Linked DNA regions of Homo sapiens: region 1 is linked to region 2. Evidence: chromatin contacts called from ENCODE Hi-C data. All regions are on one chromosome and are shown on one strand. The core of a region is the stretch at or near the end of the contact, and the rest is flanking DNA. Distances in the headings are between cores, read along the strand shown. Region 1 has its middle 120 kb from the start of TBL1X. Region 2 has its middle 200 kb from the start of VCX3A.

Evidence for each region. Hi-C counts contacts between places; a loop is a spot of excess contacts on that map. Pooled maps may share reads with other maps.
Region 1: a map with no recorded cell type shows a loop between it and region 2 (23-fold over the local background). The contact joins two enhancer-like sites. A Hi-C loop is called at or near these places in 4 of 37 single-sample maps with no recorded cell type and 2 of 50 pooled maps.

Annotation. Positions count from the first base shown.
Region 1 is chrX:9,340,081-9,343,275 of GRCh38, reverse strand. No RefSeq gene overlaps it. Among named protein-coding and RNA genes, the nearest start is that of TBL1X, 120 kb to the left of the region's middle. RefSeq lists an enhancer at 1,217-1,276. Within about 2 kb of position 1,640, at least 34 of the 41 ENCODE cell types and tissues checked have a DNase peak (open chromatin) inside an H3K27ac peak, as active enhancers do.
Region 2 is chrX:6,737,837-6,740,960 of GRCh38, reverse strand. It overlaps a transcript of PUDP not described here. Among named protein-coding and RNA genes, the nearest start is that of VCX3A, 200 kb to the right of the region's middle. Within about 2 kb of position 1,785, at least 4 of the 41 ENCODE cell types and tissues checked have a DNase peak (open chromatin) inside an H3K27ac peak, as active enhancers do.

The DNA.
Region 1 (3,195 bases), core at 391-2,890, 2.6 Mb before region 2:
AATCCCCTCCTGCCGTGATGACACAGAATCAGAGGCTTCCAGGGGTACGCTTAGGGGGCATCTGATGCGCAGGTGCACACGGCAGCTACTGAGCCCCAACTCTGGAGTGTTCTTACTCAGGGATTTAATTATAGGACGGGGTCGTCAGGAGCAGGTCTCCCACTGCCCTGCAGGAACCCTTTTTGACCTTCAGTAGAGACAGAGCCCTAAAACTTTGGGCCTGATTTTCCCTTCCCCAACTCCTCCTCGTGCCCTTCCCAGGCACTTCCTCACCCCCAGAGACTCCCTTCTTTACCTCTGTCCCCAAGTCCCTCTCCACCCAGGCCTTCTCAAGGGCTCCCCCGCAGCAGGACCCCTCTGCCGTCCCCTTTCCTGTTTCAGAGTGTCGCGGCGTTCTGGGAACCACAGCACCCCCCAACAGCCCTGAGATCCCCGGGGGAGGACCCGGTGAACCTGAGCCGTGTTTTGGGAGCACAGGGAGACACCCGCGCGGGCGGCCGGCGGCGTGGGGGCGGGGCGCTGCGAGTGCGCAGCTCTTCTAAGGTCCTCGGTAATTCTTTCCCAGTCCACGTAGGGCGCTGGCACAGACCGGCCCCGAGTCTGATCCTGGGGGAGGGGAGGAGAAGAGAGGGGAGGGGAGGGGAGGAGGCTGGAAGACTAAGAGGGAGGAGGGAGGCTGTGGCCTAAACTCCAATGCAGGGAGAGGAGGCTAGGAGGGGGGAGGGAGGGACAGAGAGGGGATGAAAAGCAGAGGAGGAGGGGGAAGGGGAGGAGAAGGAGGAGAGAGGGGTGCAAAACGGAGGAGGAGGGGGGAGGAGGGAGGGGGTGAAAAGCAGAGAAGGATGGGGAGGGGAGAGGTGGAGGGGAGAAGGAGGGGGAGGGTAAAAAGCAGAGGGGGAGGGGAGGAAGAGGGAGGGGTGAAAGCAGAGGGGGAGGGAAGGAGGGAGGGGGTGAAAGCAGCGGGGGAGGGGGAGGGGAGGTGGGAAGGAGCAGGGGGAGGGTAAAAAGCAGAGGGGGAGGGGAGGAGGAGGGAGGGGGTGAAAAGCAGAGGGGGAGGGGAGGAGGAGGGAGGGGGATGGGAGGTGAGGGAGGGAGGACAAGGGGAAGTGAAAAAGGGAGGAGGGGGAGGGGAAGTGAAAGAGGGAGAAGCGGGAGGGGAAGTGAAAGAGGGAGGAGGGGGAGGGGCGCCACCCAGCCTCTTTCCGGAGGAGACTCATTTAGATGCAATGGCCAATTTTTTTTTTTTTAAACCAGACTGTATAAATTTACAGTTTCCTTTTCAGCTGAAGCAGACAATGTTAAAACACATTAGATTTTCTGTTTCGGAATGCAAATTAAACATAGGCAAGCTCTTGGAAGGCTTCATTGAGGGCTTGAGAAAATAGGAGATTGAAAACGTCGATGCTTGAGTAAGGCAAGAGATTTTAGCCTTGCAGCAATGTGGTCGTGTGTGTGTTTACTTAAAAAGAGAAAATTGCTTAATAATAAAACGGCCCTAGTCTTCCTTGAACATAACAGGAAGCACTGCTTAAAAAAACATTTATTTCTTTTTTTTTTTACAGCCACCATTTATTTGTCGGTGCACAGGGAGGGGGTGCCGTTGAGGCAGGGTTGGGGTAGTCACCCAGGCACTCCCCAAAGCCTGCTCACCCGGCCCCTCCAACCCCAAGGAGTGGAATCTAGAAGCAGCCCCTAGGGGCTCTCCCCTCTAATCTAGAAATGACTTTCCTAAACAGCTGTCACTATAAACTAGGTTCCTTTCTGTTCTCTGTCCCCTTTTTTCACCCCCAAAGCAAAAACAACAAAAACACAACCTAATAGAAAAGCCCCTCCCGCCGCAACTAAAAACAAGCAGAACACTCGCCCCAAATTCTGTTTCTGCTGTTCCTGCCCCCGTTTATAGGAGCCTTGTGGGCTATTTTCTGCTCTTTTCTCCCCCTGGAGAGTTATTTAAGTCCTTTAAATGCCATTCTGTGCACACATAACTTAAAAATGGTCTGGCACGGGGGAAAAGTTGGCAAATGTCTAGTTCACAATCTGTTGGGTTATGTGAAGCCAGATTCAGTAAAAACTCTATTGGCTTCCGGAGCCAGGTTATGCAACATCTTAAAAGGGTTTGGGGATGTGTCTGTAGGAGGGGGAAGGGGGACCTGAGAGGGGAAATACCGAGCTGGGTGTCACATGTAAGTTTGCTATACTGGGGATGGCCGTGGACACAGACGGGTGTAGGGAGCTGCACCATTTCAGTCTTAAGAGCAAGAAGCCCCCCTGCATTTTAACTGTGTGGGCTTTGAAAATAGGGGTGAGGGGACCAAAAGGCCTTCCCGGGCCATGAGTTCCTGTAGGGTCTCCACGTTGAGATGGCGAGTGGGGGATGGGCCCGTATGAGCCGGCTAGGGCTGCCATGCCAGAGTAGCAGACAGGGATTCCCTCACATTCTGGAGGCCACATGTTTGAAACCCAAGTGTCACAGGGCTGCTTTCTCCCGCAGCCCCTCTCGGTGGCTTGTAGACGGCCTGTATCCTCCCATGGTCGTCCCTCTGTGTGTGCCTGTGTCCTCATCGCCTCTTCTTATAAGGACTCCAGTACTACTGGACCAGGGCCCACCCTAATGACCTCATTTTAATTTAATTACCTCCTTAGAGATCCTGTTTCCAAATACGGTCACATTCCAAAAGGTAGTGGGGATTAGAGCTTCAGCCCTTGAATTTTAGGGATTATTCCCCATTATGGGATGGGGAGAACACTTAGGAGGCTTGATAAGGGAAGCAGAGAGGGTGGGGAAGGAGTTTGCATCCCTTGGGCATCCAGGCCTCGGGATGCCCCGGCCCCTCAGCCCCTGGGTTTGCAGACTGGAGAGCAGGGCTGCTCCCAGGGAAGTGGGCGGGGTGGGGGCGGGGTAGCTGTTAACTGCTAGACTTGGGCCTGTCGCCCATATGACAGCTGCATTTTTAATTCTCTTTTGGAATATTCCTTCTGTATTGCAGTTTCACCATAGCCTGAGAGCCAGCTGGATAAGCTGCTAGGGACACAGGATTCCCTAGTGATAGCGCAGGGCAGCAGTGGTGTCTCAGTGTCTTGCTCACATCTGTGTGCTTGGCACCTGGGAGGGAGCCCCAGGTAATTCTGCAGACTTAAAGGAGGGGAGGAGCAAGCTCACCCTGTGGGTTTTCAAGATGCTAATTTAATCTTCGT
Region 2 (3,124 bases), core at 536-3,035:
TCTCGAACTCCTGACGTCAGGTGATCTGCCCACCTCAGCCTCCCAAACTGCTGGGATTACAGGCGTGAGCCACCGCACCTGGCCTCTGCCAAGTTTTTAAATTAAAATGGCAATTATTCTATCAAGTGCATGTAAGTTTATTGTATTAGAACTCGTTGATAAGATGTCGTGAAAGTGTGGGATGAGGAGCACGAGAGGGTGTATCATTATCAGCCCTCTTGGTATTACTGACATGACATTTCAATGAATGCACTCACTTGGGCTCAACATGTGGCCTCTGGGCCTTCTCAGGGATCTCTGCAGTGGGTTCCAATTATTAATAAGGCTATTATTTAAATTTAATGTATGATCTTATGTTGGAAAAGGAAAAAGTGATTACAATACTGACAGGCACGCAAAAACAGATTCTTTAAATTTGCAAAAACCTTACTCTTAGGGACATCTCTAATGGTCCTTGAGCTTTATAAAATCTGATAAAAATAAATTTAATATTGAAGTGAAAAATCTGGAATAATTCAGAAACAACTCTATAAAATAGGTATCCTTAATTGTTAAAAATATAATCTTTTGTCTCCCTAGTTAAAGGTCCAACCATGTGTACAAAGAAGTGTCTATTCCATGACAACAGATTTTTGATCAATTATTTTCCCAATGGGAGAATGCTAATTACCAAGTTATCCTTTGGGAAAATACCAAATACCAAATAAAATACCAGATAAATAAAATAAAATAACAAACACCAGTGCTGCATTTCACAAAAATTATTACTTGGAAAACCAATTCCATGGAATGCAGGGTGACCACCCACCCCACAATACGGAAAGTTGCCAGGATATAGGACTTTCACTCCTGAAATTGTGACAGTATTGGGCAAACCAGGATGAGTTGATCACCCTAAAGGAATAGGGAATAGTAAAAATTACCCTGCTAAAGGTGTCTATGATCAAACATGACAGAGACATTCTGCGATAAATAAAATTTGACCATTGTCTTTACTGTAACCATTCACAAAATCTTAGTAGGCTAATAAATAAATGAGAAGAGCATCAGTTGGGCACTGCCTATTCCCAGGTTCTAGAAACTAAAATACTACTCCAAAAATAGCCAGGTATTAAATTTTAGCTCAGGTTCCATCCCTCTTGGAACATGAAGACAAGCTCAAAGTTTTACAGTAAAACTCCCTTGAAGATCAACAGATGAAGGAGGAAATATTTGGAGAAGAGAGGGAATATTTGTGCCTCTATCTAAATCACATAGTGGAAATTATTTGTAAGTTCATTCATTTTTTCTTTATCCTACTGTTCTCTTTCTAGGGCTTCTCAGCCTTGACACTATTGACATCAGGGGCTGGACCATTATTGTGGAGGGCAGTCCTATACTTTGTAGGATGTTAAGTGGCATCTCTGGCCTCTGCCCAACAAATGCTAGCAGCACCCCCGACACACACACTCTGCCATTTCCAGTTGCGACAACCAAAAATGTCCTCAGACATGGCCAAATGTCCCTGGAGAGGAGCAATGTTACTCCGAATTGATAACCTATTTGAGCCAGTCTGAAAAATAAGGTCCCACAAACAGAGAAGCAAGCTCAGGAAGCGGTTACTCAGAAAAGCAAACCCCTTTCAGGAAATTGTCCTTGATGGCTTCTAGGTCACTGCAGCTTCCTAAGGGATGCCATGTGACTGTTGAGAGTGGAAGTGTTCCTATCATCCATGTGCACGATTTCAGCAAAAAGCAGGCCCTTCCGTGAACCATTTTCGAAACCTTGAAGAAACAGACATTGGTGTTCAACCGCAACACCTGGCGTGTGAATGTGGCTCTATCAGATGATTAACTTAGCTCTCACAAACACAATTCAGGAAGGAAAAGAACATGCAAATAGTTGTTCTCATCACTCTCAAAAACTGCTAATTGTCCCCCTCACTAGCTACTAGAGGCACTCAGGGCTGCAGGAAATGGTGACTCAACGCAGGTGTTTGTACTCTATCTCTCTCTTCCTCTATTTCTTTGCTGTCTTCCCATGCGACCTTCAATTTGTCAATTAAATTCAAAAGCACCGAAAAAAAGAGGAAAGGCATTTAAAAATGTCTGGCAATGATTAATGAACCCATCAATGCAGTAATCAAATTCCCTGGGTTTGAGGCAGGTTTTCTCATTCTCAACTTTGACATTTGAGGGTTTGGGGTAGGTTTTCTCAACTTTGACATTTGAGGGTGAAGTCATTCTCTGTGGTAGGGGCTGTGCTGTGCATTGTCGGGTACTGAGTAACATCCCTGGTCTCTACCCAACAGATGCTAACTGGGTTATTGCAACCCAAAATGTCTCCAGACATGGCCAAATGTCCCTAGGGAAAGAATAATCCCTGTAGAGTATCACTAGTTTATGGGATAAAGATGAAGAGAAAATGGACAGTTGCTCAAAACATTTAGGAAAAATCTAAGGGTAACTTTCAAAAATACATATGCCTGGATTCCACGCTTGGAGACTTAGAAGTCATTGGTGTGGGATTCAGCTGGGGTACAGGATTCTTTAAGCCTCCCCAGGTGGTTCTAAGGTGCAGACAGAGTTGGGAACTACTCATCTAGAAAAGAAGACAATAATGACCAGAGTTCCAATAAAGCTTCACAACACTTCTCAGAAATCGACACGCATGGCACCAACAGATTCCATTACATTGTTGCCCATCATCCATGATGGTTTTGTAAGCTGTAGAATTGTCCTCAGTTCTAGAAACTGTGTGTGTTTCTGAGTGTCTAAGAACTCTTGTACATGGACTAAATTAGATGATGTGGACTGGGGGACCAACCACACCCCCTGGGATATGAGAAACCAAGAGTTGCATCAAGCACTGCCTGCACCTGCATCTGCTAGCATTGTCCAAGGTTTTCTAGGGTGCCATGATGGCATCTTCATCTACTCCTTTTTTTTCATATCCAGTTCATTAAGTCCTGCCTGTTGAACTTTAAAAACATATCCAGAATATGACCTCTTCTCATTAATCTCATCATGACCTTCTAGAAACTGCTACCATTGGGTCTTTCAGGATAATAGTAATACTATTTGTATTTTTTGCTTCAGTGCTCGCATCGACAGCACAAAGCCCTCAAGGTTATTCTAAACCCAGT